Linked DNA regions of Mus musculus: region 1 is linked to region 2. The links are chromatin loops, found by intact Hi-C in ENCODE. Cell type or tissue: left cerebral cortex. All regions are shown on one strand.

Region 1 (8,000 bases), 160 kb after region 2:
CCTCCAGAAAATAATTGGTATCTTTGATAAGATCGATAAATATTCTTTCAGACACATTTAAACATCAGTGGCCATTGTGACATAGTATTTAAAGAAACCGAGAGGCATAGTCAATCTAGAAGAAGGATTAGATGGCTTCTATCCTGTTCCAAATCCTCAGAGAGAAAAAGTGACACCATGGCATTCCTCCTTCCGTCTCATCCATTAGGCTTGTTATTAGCCAGTGTGCAGAAACTAACAGAGACAGTCATAACACTCAGTTTATTTCCCACTGGGTACCTTCAGTTTATTTAGATGTTCTGTAAGATGCCAGTAAAGACATTTATCTTTTCATGAATTTAATGAGTAGAAGAGTCCTCAACTGTGAATTGAAAACGTGGACCTTTTGATGAAAGATTGGATTGAAAATGGTTCTGTTTTTTAACAGACTGAATATTTTCATGACTCAGAATAATAAAATGGAAATATATACTTTGAGGATAAGCCAATTTATATATTGTTGGACATAACACAGACCACCCAGGCCTGGACCCTACTGTTTACAGTTACGGATCTTAAAGTCCATATGCTCTAGATGAGTCAGATCTATCTCTGTTCCAAGTAGAAAGTTTTCTGTCTGCAAAGGGCAATGATTTCACCTTCCCCACCCTCGTTCCTTACCCCAGCTAGTAAAATTCTGTCGAGCAGATTATTTCTGCAAGCAAAGGGGCTTATTTGCAGCTCAGTAATGATAACACTGCTGGGCTTTTCTCGAAGGACAGATGTTTAATATAGTTGGAAAACACTGGAGTTATACTTGCCTTCAAGGCAGTTTTGATATGTGTGTGTGTGTGTGTGTGTGTGTGTGTATGTGTGTGTACATACATACATATATATATACATATATATATATGCACATATTATTGTAAAATTTGAGGTCTAGTGTGAAGCTACATATGTGTGTATATGTGTGTGTGTGTGTATGCACACATATTTGTAAAATTTGAGGTCTAGTGTGAAGCTTCATTTTCCTTTATCCTTGTTTACAAAATTTTAGATTTTATTTTTATTTTTCAAACTTTTATTAGTTCTGTTTTCTTCAACATTTCTATTGAGTTTCCTCTTCATGCCCTGAACTGACTTTACTATTCATTCAGATTTGTTTGTGTTCTCTTTGAATCATTCAGGGGTTTGTGTTCCCTTTGTCTTTACTGAATCTTCTTATGAGTACTCATTTTAATTCTCTATGTGGGCTTTCATCCAAGTCACTGCCACTGCAATCTAATCCATAGAGGTGATACTGTTTCCACTTTCTCATACTTCTTACATTTCTGTACTGGAACTTGTACATCTGGGATTAGCTCAGTGAGTGAAGGGGTGTTTTGTTTTGTTTTGTTTTGTTTTGTTTTGTTTTGTTTTGTTTTGTGTTAGCTCCATTCTTTTAGTTGAGACATTTGCAGTGTCAGATTGTAAAGGATTGAGTTGTTCTGTCCCCATGGACTGATTGGGGTTTAGTTCAGTAGCTAAACTTCCAGCTCACAATCTTTTAGGAAGGACATTTGGTAAAATCCACTGTAGACTATTAATTGCAGAAGCAGCAACTACAGCTGGACAAGCCCAGTCTGCAAAGACCATAATAGTCAGTTACAGACTCAACCCTTTAACACCACTAACTGTTGGGTGAAGGCACAGTGTGGACTCATATAACTGGTTGAGGAGATTAGGAATGGGCGTCTATAGCTATAGATTAGTATCTGTTGAGAAAGGAATGAGGAGACAGTAGATGAATGGGTAAAGCTGGAGTGGTTGGTGTTCCCATTAACAGAGTATCAACATTATTAAAGTTGTGGAGAGTTGTAGCTAAGAAGAAGACAGAATAGGGGAGAGAGTGGAAATGAGATAGGAATTAAAAAGTGTATGGGTTGTGTGTGGAATAATGGGATAGTCCGTAAGAGGTCCAAAACCTTACAGAAAGTCATAAAACCTAATTAACCAGTAAATAAAGAAGCAAAATAATTAAGAAAATTTTTGCAAGAGTGTATTTTTTTTATTTAAAAGACAGTAAAATGTAAAATAGATTTTTTTCTTTTTAGAAATTACAGCATCAGTCAGCATCCTCTCACAGTGATTCATTTAGCAAACTGAACTGGTGGGGGAGGGGAGAGCAGTTGTGGCTCCAGTTCAAACCTGTTAAACCAGATTTGCTGGCATACATTATCCTGGTGTTTGAACCAGTTACCTTGTGGATTGAGTTTCTACTCAGCTGTCAGCGGGTCTCAGCTTTTCCTTGGGTTTTCCCAGCCTTCAGCATAGATTGATGCTTTGAGGAAATGCCCAGCCATTATTCTGTATGTAGTGGATGGCCAGCCTTCCACCAGTTGGCTTTCAGTGTCTGAGGTTCTTATGTGGTCATGTCTGTGCTATTGTGTACCAACCATTTCAGCTGGAAGTGTTCATTTTACCAGGGTTCTGGCCCTCTCTCTGTCCACTTTAGTATTGTCTGTGTAGTTGCAAATCAGACGCATTCTCACTTGTCGTGAGTTCAGCAGCTGTTTCTTAGTCACTACCCTACCTCCCACCCCCATTTTCTTGCCCAGATAGTTGCAAGGCACTTCTTTCTTAGATTAAAGCGTTTCTTCCAAGGTACCCACAGAAAATCTTAGTTTCTTGTTTGTGGATCACAGTTCAGTCTCCCTCCTCACACCCCTTGTTATTCCTTGTCTTTGTGCCCAATTCAGCCTTTGGCTGCATTTCCCCAGCCTTCCTTTCTTTGACACTGGTGTTGGGGTAGGAGGACGTATCTGTCTTCTTGGTAGTCCCTGCTTCCTCAGCAGCTTTGTGTCAGAGTCAGTGGGGGAATCTCCTGAGTGCTTCTTTGGGCAGTTCTTTGGTTTTAGCTGTCATCGCTTATGATTATGGCTTCTTGAGCTGACCTCTCATTTATTTCTTGGACCAAGGGAGCTTCTATTTTCCATTTTACCCACAGTCCTTTCATCTGATTTTGTTCAAAGATCTTTTTGTAATTCTTGATAACACTTGACTTCAGGAGTACTGTACTTTCTGCTGCTTTTGTTTGTTTGTTATAATTTCAGGTCCATCTCTTCTCCATTGATATTTTTGTTTTGACTACTGATTACCCCCTTTAATGATGTGGTTATAAAATAATAGAACAAACCTCTTATTCAGATGCTCTGACTTATGATGGAATTGTGCTTTGATAAGCCCACTGTGAAAATATGTAAGTAAAAAAGGCAGTCCATCCAACCTCTGCCATGTTGTAGCATAGTACACACTCATCATGGTTCCCATTGCGACTCCAAAGCTCACTGGGAAATAGGGCTCACTGGCCTTACTCAGCATCAAAGGAGCCTCATGTACTGTCTTATCAGTAGTCAAGGGAAAGATGAAAAGCCAGAATTTGAGTTGTGGTTCATTTTAAATGCTGTAACTATCTAGCATTGTTAAGGGCTGTTTCACTGAGCATAAGTCATTGCTTGGACCTGCAACTAATTTTTTTAAACTGTAATTATTGACTAAGAAAATAATAAAACACTTGAATACCAAGAGAAGAAAATGCTACAAATGTCAGGAAAGACGTTCTAAGGAAAAAGAAAAAAGTACCTTAAAATGTACTAAATGAATATCTACCATATTCTAGGCTATGATCTTGACCAATGATTTACAGACAACCTCACTGTATTTCCTTCTTGAAACCATCCTCTAGAGTAGTGGTTTTCAACCTGTGGGTTGAGCCCTCTTCAGCAAACTTGTATCTCCAACAATATTTTCATTGTGACGCACAGCAATAGCAAAATTACAGTTATGAAGTAGCAGCAGAAATACTTCTATGGCTGGGGGTCAGCACAACAGGAGGACCTGTATTAAAGGTTCACGGCACTGAAAAGCTTGAGAGCCACTGCTCACTGCACTCTATGGAAGCTGAGTAACTGGCTTCAACTCGTGCATCAGAGACCAGGCTCTACAGTGCAGCAAGACTCCTCCTCCAGCTACTGTAAAACGAAAACTAGCGGGGCTGGAGAGATGTCTCAGCAGTAAAGAGGATTGGCTGCTCTTCCAGAAGGCCTGAGTTCAATTCCCAGCCCCCACAGGGAGGCTCACAACTGTCTATAACTGTAGTCTTATAGCATCCAGCTCCCTCTTCTGGTGTGCAAATGTACATGCAGATAAAAATCCATTAAAAATGCATTAAATCAATCAATCAATCAATCTTAAAAACAACAACAAACCTAAACTAAACCTAGGTGGCTAGAAGGATGGGCTAGCAGTTATGAGCTCTGAGCTATGGGGCTGGAGAGATGGCTCAGTGGTGCAGAGGACTGGCTGCCCTTGCAGAGGAGTAGCTCTATCCCTGCATCGGGCACCCGAGAATTCATGCACATATGTGCAGACACACATATATTTGCACAAAATAAATAAAGTTAAAGGCCTCAAAGGTAATAGGCATTATCAATAATTTTCTTTTGTTTTGTTTGGTTTCTTCTTACTGTTTTACCTTCTCTGGCATTGTTTGATAAACTCTGTACATTGGACATTTGAGTTTTGCACTAATTATGTAGAGAGAGATGGTTTGAATAAAATAAATGAAATCAGAGCTTTAAATATGGATATCAGACATGAAGTATCTGCTTTGGATCTTTTGGCTGTTGAAAGCAAGGCTTTCAGACCAGTCTTAGTTGAGAAGGTGGCTGAGTTTTACTTCCTGAGGTAGAAATGCCAGCAGGACTTGCAACTCTGAAAGCTTCGCAACTCTGAAATGAAACCCTTCCCAACTCCTGGTTTGCTTCCCACATCCCCTTAGGGCCAACACAGGCTACTCTGCCAGCTGCTTCATTATAAATCTGTGAGTTATGCCACAACTTTCAGGAATAAATCCAACCCTATTTGTCATATCCTCCCAAATGTGGTGTAGAGCAGTTTTGGCCTGCTTCTCCCTCAAGGCTGTCTTCCCTGGTGACATGGCTCAGCATATTTCTTCACAGTGGGCTGCTGTGACGTTCTCCCTTCTCACACTGTGCCAAGCTGTTCCCACCTTCATACTTTTTGTTTTGTAACAAGAACCAAAATATACTGAGTATAATAGCCTTGTGCTCTAAAGCACAAAGGCTCTGTGGCGGAATTCCGTATGAACCCAAGTGTAGAATCTTGAACTCGCATGCTGTATTTTCAGTTCCATGTCCCTTCATTACAGAAGGCTGGAGATGTTTATGTTAGATTCTGATGAAGCCTCCTCCATTTAGAGAATTCTAAGAGGTATCTGTTGTGTTTCTAGGCTAAATAAAATGATTCCTTGTTTGTAGTGAAATACTATTTAAGAAATCTTAGTATCTGTGTTCAGGACCCTACCATTTATCTCCTTGGAAACAGGTACATGAATATTATTACATTGAACATTTGTATTTCAAAGACTGGAATCATCATTGTCTGGTGAGCTCAGTGGGGCCCTTTCTGGCTTCACTTGATTCTCCTTTCTGCCTCCTGGGCTCTGGCCTCTGAAGCATGACTTCCCCATTTCTACAAATGTACAAGTAGAATAAGGTGTGGCTCACAGTCAAAAGTAAGTTCCTGCACTTAAGACTAGCAACCAGTACAGGCTTGAGTCCAGAGCCTGTCTATCAGACACTTGGCTGGTGGGTGAACCCAGGCCTTTGACTGTAAGAATGTGGAGCTCTGAGGCACTGTTGCCCAGACTGTGAGAACACATCACTCATAAGATTGGATTTGTGTCTGACAGGATACTAAAAGCTCAGAAACAGTCCCCATGCAGATGTATTGGAAAGCAATGGAGTTTTCACCATGGTAGAGTCTCAGAGTAGAAGAACCTAAGCTCCTCTGGGTCTTAAAGTTTTCACCTCACTTCACTTTCCCTGTGCCCCACAGAGGTCCCTCGTCATGCAACAAGGGCAGTTTGAAATAAAGTAGTTGCTTTTTTCTTTACTCTATTTTGAAGTATATATGTAGTAGAAAATGGTGAAATTGTGTTGAGATGGTTTTAGAAGAAGGAAATAGATATACTTGGAACTCTTACAAAGTCCTCATAGCTCAGCTTTATCCATCTTAAAGGAGGAAAATAGATGAACCCGAATGGTGTACATGTATACATGCACATGGAAGCAAGTGTGGAGACACAAACACAATCCAGGTAGCTGCTGCTGCTGCTGCGAGGGTGGGGATGGAATCCAGCATGTGTCCTATGCCAAGCATAACTACACCCTAAGTTTTATTAGCACCTAAAAATGTTTTAAATCATTTTTGGGGGGAGTAGGCTTCTTAATGTTCTATTCTATTTACTTGTTAATTGTTGGATAGTATGATTTTCTTAAAATGACATTGTATGTATATCTTTCTCTTTTGAAGCTAGGAAAGTGAGAGCATTTTTCTAAAACTCGCCTTTTTAGCAAATGCTGAGTGCAGTTCCCCCTTCATAGTCACTATACTTAACTCAGAAATGATAATCCACACACGGAAATGATATCAATGACTCTGGAGCTAGGTAAGCTCCTTGAATTTAAATATTTGAGTATTTAGTTCCCTCACTAGTATTTAGTGCCTTTATGTTGGAGAGACTGGCAGAGTGCAGCATCCTACATAGAATATATAAGGAGATATCTTCAGTGCTCTTTTAAATTAAATATTTCAACCTTTCATATACAAATATAGTATATATTCAATAATAGTGACTTAATGTAAGGCTTAAAATAAAATTGGGACCATATCAAGTTTGAGTGAATCATGAATTTGCAGCTATTTTGCATGACTTTGCAGGAATTTTAAATTGTGAAGCTTTTCATTTTCCATTTATGTATTTAGACTATGTATATGTGTGCATGTGTGTGTTACCATGTGTAGAGGGCATATCTATTGTATTTCTATCATGGGTACTAGAGATTCAACTCAGGGCATCATGCTTGGCATCAGATGCCCCTGCTGAGCCATCTCGCTAGCTCCAAGTTATGAAGAATCTTAAAGACCATTCAATCCACACTCTTTATTTATATATATGTATATATATTTTCACTTGGAAAATCCAAGGCTCAGAAACAAATTTATCTTTTAAGTTCCTGTAGTAAGGTCGGGAAAGGGAATTAAAAATGAGTTGTTTGGGGTCTAACCACAAGTCTAAAATGGTAGATGAATATTGACCAGAAGGATCAGTGAAGTAAGCCTCTCGGCGTTGTCCCTAGGCCACATGTCAGTCTACACAGCTAGAGGCAATTCCATCCTTTCTACAGAAAGTCGGGGTAACCCTAACACTATTCTGAGGGTTGAAGTCCAAGCCTCCAATGAGGAAAACCAAGTAGCAACAGCTGGCTCTCCTTTCTTACAATTGGAATTATAAGTGATGAACTCCTGTCGCCTATGGAACATCTGATAGCTTAGCTGTGTTGAGTGACACATGCATGGTCCCTTCAGATGTAGTTGGCCTCTCGTGTCTCCACTTCTAACTGAGGCAGGTTAGGAAGAGTGGTTGTTTTGTTTGCAGTGAGAATGAGTTTTATTTTGTTATGGATAGCTTTATGAATGCAAATGGCTTTGCTCATCCAGTCTTGGTGGTATGGGCATTGTGACCTCACTTAACCTCGCGGACGGAGGTAGTAAGCTCATAAGGACAAGTCCTGCCTGGTTAACTTGGAACGAATGTGACTAAAACAGTATTTTAAAAGGAGCCTGGTCATGTAGCTCAGTGGTGAGTACCCTCTAGGCATGTGTGAGGAGTGTAAGAACGTAGGTTCAGATCCCCGTACTGGAAACAAACAAAACCAACTAAGTAAAAATTGTTTTAATCTAGTTTTTGGCCTGATACACAGCTCTAGCCTTAGCAGACTATAATCATTGGCTATTTTATAAAAATGTAATATACATGTGAATGTATATAATTTGAAGTTGGAAAAACTTGCTGTGCTGTCAACTTTGGAAAAGCCTCAATTTACAGTACTGAGTTGACATTGTGTAAAAATCAACAGCTTTTCCCACTTTATAGGGTCGTGCACCAGGTTAAATGT
Region 2 (8,000 bases):
GGGGCTGGCAGGTCTCTCTACTGTCTCTTTCCATATAGCATGCATTTAAACACATCTAAATTAGTATTTTCAAGACTTCACAGGCACAATAGAGCTTAGGAGGTTGAGCAAGTAGCAAGAATGTTGAAGGTTGTGTTGCAACCGCAGATAGTCTTAGGTGAACCAATGGGACGAGGGACAACAGTGGTGCAAGTGCCTCCATCTCCCAGCAAAGACACAGAATCCTTTTGTTCCACTACCCTCTGCTCTTTTTGGCCAGGCTTTGACAGGACAAGGGCTGAGCTATATAGCCCGACCCAGGCGGGATCCACCATCACGCTCCCGGTTGTGCTTCTCTGAGTCGTGCTCCTATTCGGAGGGTGAAGGTGCTCGCTTCCTTTGCCCGTCCGGAGCCCGCCCATCCGCGGGAGCGCGCATGCGCCTCCCCTCCCCGCCTCCGTCGTGCGCGCCCCGCCCCCTCGCGCTGCCATACGCGGACGGCCAACATCCGAGGACTCCGGCCTTGAGTAACCTGCTCCCGTGACCTTTTCGCACCCCGCACGCCGAGGCCCGCGCGGCGCCCGCCTCGCCCTTGCGTGTCTGCCGCCCCTGCCGAACCCTGCGTTCCCCTGACCACGCGCAGCTGCCACCGCCACTCGTCATGGCGGCCCTCAGCAAGTCCATCCCTCATAACTGCTACGAGATCGGCCACACTTGGCACCCCTCCTGCAGGGTCTCCTTCCTGCAGATCACTTGGGGCGCCCTGGAGGAGTCCCTCAGGATCTACGCACCCCTGTACCTGGTGAGCAGGGCTGGCGCTGGTGCAGGTGCAGGGCCTCCCGGGGCTCGTTGCTTCTAGGTCAGCTTTAGGGGTGGTGAGAGGCCTGGGGGGAGTCCTAGGCGGAAGGAGGGGGAGGGGACCCCGATGGTGAACTGTCACTGGACACCTGTTGCTAGGATGGGGATGTGCTCTGGACAGGTAGGGTCAAGTGCCTTACACTTGATCGCTCTGAGAACCTGGATTCAGAGACTCTGTGATGGAGAGATGTTGGAGCTGTGTATATATTTAGTCAATGCATGCACACAGTGTCCCCTCAGCCCACTTTACCACTCTCCGGCCCCATTTTCATATGAAAAAGGGTGTTCTGTACACCCCCCCACCCCCACCCCAAGCCTGCTTAGTCACAGATTTTGTCCTTGTTTGAGATGACAGAGATGCCACTTGACGGTTTGTTCTTTCGTAAGTTCCCAGAGTAGATTCCTGGTTTGAGATTTTGTGCGGTGATTTCGTTGAAGGTGTTTTAGTGGCGTGTTGCTGAGGTCATTTTCTTATACAGATTTACAAGTAGGGAAGCTTAGAGAGAGTATCTGGAAACCTACCAGTAACATCGAGAACTGATAAAGATATCTTCTCCTAGTGAGTGCCACTGTGTGGGAGAAAATTCCCACATCCTGGCACTGAAGATGTGCTATTTGGCTACTGAAGTTCATTGTCATTTTCCCATTTGTCTGTATGCTGAGAAGGTAGACATCATTTTTGTATGTTTTGTATGTTTCCTAAAAGTTCGTTCAATACTCAATGAGTGATCCATTCTTATTTCTCATTGAGGTAGTAATTTGGGCTGATGACATCTTTGACAGTATGATTATGTTTGTAACTTAATGGAGAAGTCTAATTTGTAATTATAGACAGAACACAGGAAAAGACAGTGACTCCCTGAGAGGTTGCAGAAGCCAAGTTCCCTTTTCATGATGTAAACTGGTGCTTCCCCACTTTAATGTATTTTAAGGAAACCCCAGGGATCATGTTAGAATGGGATTTCTGATTCAGTAGGTCTTGGTGGGGGCTAGAGAGTACATTTCTGATAAAATCTAACGTAGTGTAGACACTGGGGAATACCAGCCTTGTTAAGTGAAGATCTAGAGCATTGACCAATATAGACGTTTATCTGTATCTATATACATACATTCCCTAAAGACTGTTGTTACTGGCTTTTCTATATGAATGCTGGCCAGCCATTGTTTTATATTTGTTACTATGTTATTATTATTTTGGTGTTGCTGGGATTCTAACCTGTTGTCTTGTACTTTCAAGATAAGAGTCCTGCTGTTGAACTCTGCCCCAGATTTCTGTAAACACTTATAAATACATTGGACTCTTAAACAGCCGTACAAGAAGACTCTTCTAGTCTGGGGACTTAACTTAGTGGCATGTTCAAGGTCCTGTGTTCTGAATCCTTGTCTTGTTCCTCCATCTCCTACCCCTCACAAAACAAAGGCAAGCAGAACTATTCCAGGTAATTTGTTCAAAAATTACTCTTAACCTCAAGGATTAGGAACTAGTTGAAGTGTTTATAATTTAATTTCTCCTGAAATCTATAGCATCATTCGTTCATTCATTCGACACATATTTGTGGAATGCCTGGTATTATATCTACAGCATAAACAATATACTGATTCTATTCAGTGTTAGGGGAATTCAGGGAAGCAACTGGAGCAGAGATTCTCCTACTCTAACAAGATAGGGTTGGTGGGGATCAAGAAAGGACTTGTGTCACTATTACATTTTCAACTAGATTAAATACTACTTGAGAACAAATTTCCTATCTTATGTTGCTGCTTATCAGTGGCTGTGAAGCGGTTAGTGAGAACTGACTTGTATTTTATTTTAAGTAAAGTAGAGATTAGAAAATTTTAGCTTATTTCAGGTACCAAGGCTAAGCAGTAGAATTTGACTTTGGCCCTGGTGTGTGTGTGTGTGTGTGTGTGTGTGTGTGTGTGTGTATGTATGTGTAAATGTGGTAAGATAATTAATTCACTGGTGACCTCCCAGTCCTGGGTTGCAGATATGCACCATCATGCATGGTTTATACAGCTCTCCTATCAAATGCAGAGGCTTATGCATGCTAGGTAGGCAGTCTACCAACTGAACTATAGCCCTAGGTCAGAATGTGTCTACAATATGTATTTTTTTTTTTTTTTTTGTCTTTCCTTTCTCCTCCAGTGCCACTCAGGAGTGAAGTTGACTGTAGTCCGAGTTAGTGGAATTTCATTTTGACTTTGAAAATAAGCTTGGGCATTTATTCATGGTGTAGATGTGTGGAGTGTGTATCCGTAGAGGGGGATAATACTGTGACCCCAGGGAGAAATCCAAGAGTTTGTAAAACCAAGAGCCTGTACATTGTATAAATCCAAAGACTTGAATGTAGTTGGGAACTATAATTCCTCTTGAACATTCTGTGTTTGCTTCTTCACACGTTTATCCTCTAGAGCTGCGACTCCATCTGCAGATTATCCTCACTTCATGCATAAGAAAACAAAAAATTAGAGCCATTAATCTTGCTTCGGGTAGTAAGAAAAAAAAGGATAAGCTTATGGTGGTTAAAGGAACACATGCTGCCTAAAGACAAGGAACCCTGCATCGCTCACTCTAGTTGGAGTTGGAAGGCCACTTAGGAGTTGATGTAGTTGCTTTACCTCGTGGTTGAGAGAGGTTTAGCTCACATGGAATCCCACCTGTGCATCACTTGCAGCGTGAGCAAAGGAAAAATCTCTGTTTCTAAGGTGCTAGAAGATAATTTCCCATGTTCTAGGGCTGTTGTTTGGACTTGGAGTGGGGTGGCAGTGTGTAGGAATAGCAAGTGACATAATAAGCCCCCAATGTGGTGGAGTTGCTATTGAAATCCTGTTAGAGCAGGCAGCTTTTATTCAGAACCAGTCATATGGGGAAGTTGTGAATGAGTTCAGGTATGAGTGGATAGGCTGGAGTAGTACAGGAGCAGGGTGGTATTTGGCATCTGCCAGAGAAAATGAAAGGGCAGTTTTAGAGGCATTATTCTCATTGGAAGACTCAACAGGACAGGAGGATGGAGGATGTGGGGACAGCATGGGGACCTGCTGATGTTTATAGGAGTATAAGTCAGGGGGAAACTGGTGTCTTCAGTGATAGAAATGGAGACATCTGAAGGGCAGGTGGCTTGCCTGGAAGACTTGATGAGGAAGTGTATTGTGGAACCTGTGAAATGGGCCTGACAGTCTTTGTCTCTTGTGCTTTCCTCACAGGACTCTCTTGTTCTCTGCATTTGCCTTCAGGCTTCTTTTCATCTTAGAATTTACCTTCCGCTTAAAACAGGTTTGAAATGTAGACACCTCATTTTTTATTCTGATGAAGAGTTTATAATTCGAGTATAAAAGGAATATAAAATGCCAAATATGATTCAGTGGCTAATACAGTCCACTTTTTTTTTCCATTTTTTATTAGGTATTTAGCTCATTTACATTTCCAATGCTATACCATAAGTCCCCCATACCCACCCACCCCCACTCCCCTACCCACCCACTCCCCCCTTTTGGCCCTGGCGTTCCCCTGTACTGGGGCATATAAAGTTTGCGTGTCCAATGGGCCTCTCTTTCCAGTGATGGCCGACTAGGCCATCTTTTGATACATTACAGTCCACTTTTTGATAAAGAGAAAGATACATTTCAGAAAGTTATAGCAAATCAATTCATATAGTTCTAATCACACAAAGTTCCTCCCCCTCCCATGAGAACTTGATTACGTTAAATCCTTTCACTCGGCAATCCTGGGGTCATTTAAACCTCTAGCATTAAGTCTCCAAGAATGGCTGTTAATATGAACCATTATTCTCTATGTAAATATATTGACACGTGTGATCTTATCTTAGGAAGTATGGAGTCCCTAAAGAGAGACCAAACTTGGAAAGATGAGATTCAGCATAGCTGTAAATGAAACTTGGGTCTGTGGCTATGTGTATGGGTGACTTCAAATATACACACTCATAAGTGATAATGACTCCTTATTTGTTTTTCCTTTCACCAAATCAATCATGCATTTTATTGAAACAACCTGCCTCCAAAGGGTGGTATTGTTTAACAATATTTTATTGTTTTTATTCCTCATCTTTAATTTTTTTCTTTTTTGTTAACATTCACAGAAATGGGTTGAGTTTTTAGTGTGTTAGGAGTAGGATTATGTTGCTGCAAATGCTGGTTACTTGACTTTCTCATTTTCTATTTGTAACCATGGGCTAGAGAGAAGGACATATTTCTGTATATGTATCCTAACATTTTTTTGATCAATGGTTTAGTTTAACTTTGCAATTTCTGTGTTCATTTTTAGCTTCAATAATATACCCAGAGAAGACTGGGTTACTCAAGTTGCCTAGTACTCTTGTATCAGTACACACTTGACTTTGAAGCCCTTTAATATTAATAATAATGATATTTTTATGATTTTATTTATTTATTTGTTGATATTTATGATTATTACTATATTATTATTAAGATGTGAATTCCAGCATCCAACATTCAACACATATGTCTTTACAATTTTATGTCTTGATGAATTGTTTACTTTATCAATATGTCATGGCCTTTGTCTCTACTGATTAATGGTGGCTTGAAGACTAGTTTATCCAGTGTCAGAATAGCTACACCAACTTGGTTTTGGTTTCCATTCTCATTGTAGACTGATTCATATCTTGACCCTTAGGCTATGGGTGTATAAGTGGGGAATGCTTTTCCCAACAGATTACCTGACATGATATAGTTTTTAACTCTGTCAACTGGTCTATATCTCTTTACTGGGGAGTTGAAGTGATTTATATTTATAGTTATTATTGGAAGAGTTTTATTGACCCATATATTTTTGTTGGTTGCTTTTGTGATTGGTTGAATGATTTGTTTGTTTCTTTCTCATCCTGGTATTGTGGGTTTGCTATTTTATAGTAAAAGATATATATATATATATATATATTATATTTAATATGTTTTATTATATATTTACATTAATATATTAAATATATAATAAATACCATTGACAAAAAGAACTTTGAATATATCTACAGAAATGTAGTCTTCTCTGCAGTTCACATAAAAGTTCTTTCCTGCTTTCATGAAATTTATCTCCGTTACCTTGTTAATTTAACATAGTAGCTTTGTTGGTGGTTATTTCACTGCAGGGTTTGAAATGTATTGATCTATGCTTCCTGGTTTTACAGTTGCTAATGGGGGATTTGATGTTACTCTAATGAGCATGCATTTGTGAGTGAGCTGGTGTTCTTTTCTTACAACTCCAATGGTGTTTCTTTTGCTTTTGCCCTGTGATTATAATATATTATGGAGGGGTTCATCTCTTGTCATGTGTATTTACGGTTCTGGTTGTGTTTTCTTATGTATTGTTTCCCTAGATTTGGGAAGTGTGCCCCAGGGAACATTCTGTATGCTGTTAGCTTAGTCTATTTTCTTTATGTTTAATCACAACAATAAAACACCTCAAATAAGGATAAGTCAGAATTCAAAATACTACTAAATGCATACTAGAAAAGAGGCGAAACAGCCCCCTCAAAGAAGAGAAGAAAGAAAAAATGTCCAGTAATTAAAAATATGTGAATATAGTCTTACAGTTTTATGAAAAATAACACAGCACCTAATAAAAAATTAAAAAAAAAATAACACAGCAATAAGGTAAAAAAAAAAAGCATAAAATGTCTTAAAAGGCATTGCAACATTATATTGAAAAAAGAAAGGTATATACAGGACCAAGAAAAGATGGCATGTATATTAGAGAGGGCTCCTTCCAGGTCAGTCTTAAGTGTTGAGGACTGCTGAGTGTGGTAAGGGACAGGGTTGTGCCAGATGAACTTGTAAGGTCTTAACTATTAATAAGACTTAAGTTGGTGTGAGCCTGTTTGGAGAAGTGTGTGCTAGCCACTGGTGTTACACAGCAGTTAGTCTGAACCAGAGGTTGACAGGCTACCAGACCTCAGGTTCTGAGCTCTTATATTCTAGAGTAACTCTCAGCTGAGGAACTTTGCTCCAGGTTCTAAACATGAGGCTGATTTCCTCTAAGTGGTACATTTTCAACCACTTAGGTCAGTCCTGTCCATGTCAACGCTTTTTGTCTGGTCAGCATCTGGACTTCTTGTTTTCTGTACCTGTCTCCCCAGGCAGTGTCTCAACCTAGAGCAGTAATTCTCATCCTGTGGGTCATCACCCCTTTGAGGGGAGCGTCACATATCAGATATCCTGCATATTAGATATTCACATTATGATTCATAAAAGTAGCAAAATTACACTTATGAAGTAGCAATGAAATACTTTTATGGGTGGGAGGGGGTCATCGCAGCATGAGGAACTGCATTAAAGCATCATAGAATTAGGAAGGTTGAGAACCACTGTCCTAGAGTATAGAACTTAAATTCAGGATCTCACATTTGTGGTGGGTTCTTGTACTTGGGACCCAAATGCAATTCAGCTTTTTTTTTTTTTATTTCTCTATTAATTTGTTTATATATTCACTTTACAGCCTGATCCTAGCTTCCCTCCTTCCTCTCCTCCCAGCCACACCCTTAAACTCCCTCCCCTTACTTTCTCTCCCCTTTTCCTCAGAGAAAGGGAGCCCCACCCCCATGAGTACCCACCCACCCACCCAGGTATATCAAGTCACAGCAGGACTAAGGACATCCTCTCCCACTGAGGCCAGACAGAGCCGCCCAGCTATAGGAAAGGGATCCAAAGGTAGGCTGCAGAGCCAGAGACAGCTCCCACTCCTATTGTTAGGGAGCCCACATGAAGAACAAGCTGCACATCTGCTATAAATATGTGTGTGGGGGGCACTAGGTCCAGCATGTGCATACTCTGGTTTGTGGTTCAGTTTCTGTGAGCCCCCATGGGCCCAGGTTAGTTTACTCTGTAGGTCTTCTTGTGGTGTCCTTGACCCCTCCTGCTTCCTCATTCCTTCCCCCAACTCTTCTGTAAGAGTCCCCAGCCCTGCCTAATGTTTGCCTGTGAGTCTCTGCATCTGTTTTCATCAGCTGCTGCATGAAGCCCCTCAGAGGACAGTTATGCTAGTTTCCTGTCTGCAAGCATAGCAGAATATCACTAAAAGTGTCAGGGATTGGTTCTTTCCCATGGAATGTCTCAAGTTGGGGCAGTCATTGGTTGGCCATTCCCTCAATCTCTGCTCCATCTTTATTCCTGCATTTCTTGTAAGTTTTGTG

The links. A loop is a pair of places that touch in the nucleus more often than their neighbours do. Peaks named below come from ENCODE experiments on the same cell type or tissue, not always from the same donor. Only the 100,000 strongest peaks of a DNase experiment are listed, where the experiment ranks them.
Region 1: a loop joins it to region 2, with 2.2 times the contacts of the local background. A loop is called at or near these places in 7 of 42 quality-filtered maps.

The regions. Positions count from the first base shown.
Region 1 is chr7:89,175,697-89,183,696 of GRCm38, reverse strand. The region is part of intron 6 of Tmem135 (transmembrane protein 135); the gene reads left to right. Among named protein-coding and RNA genes, the nearest start is that of Tmem135, 160 kb to the left of the region's middle. In left cerebral cortex, a CTCF peak has its summit at 4,171 (motif pointing left); DNase peaks (open chromatin) are centred at 2,223, 2,500 and 4,913; H3K27ac peaks cover 732 bases.
Region 2 is chr7:89,331,229-89,339,228 of GRCm38, reverse strand. It overlaps Tmem135 (transmembrane protein 135), which reads left to right and starts at 442. Exons shown (of 15, transcript NM_028343.5): 1 at 442-781. The coding sequence starts at 641. In left cerebral cortex, no CTCF peak of the experiment used is centred here; DNase peaks (open chromatin) are centred at 412, 1,278 and 3,353; H3K4me3 peaks cover 2,472 bases; H3K27ac peaks cover 1,158 bases.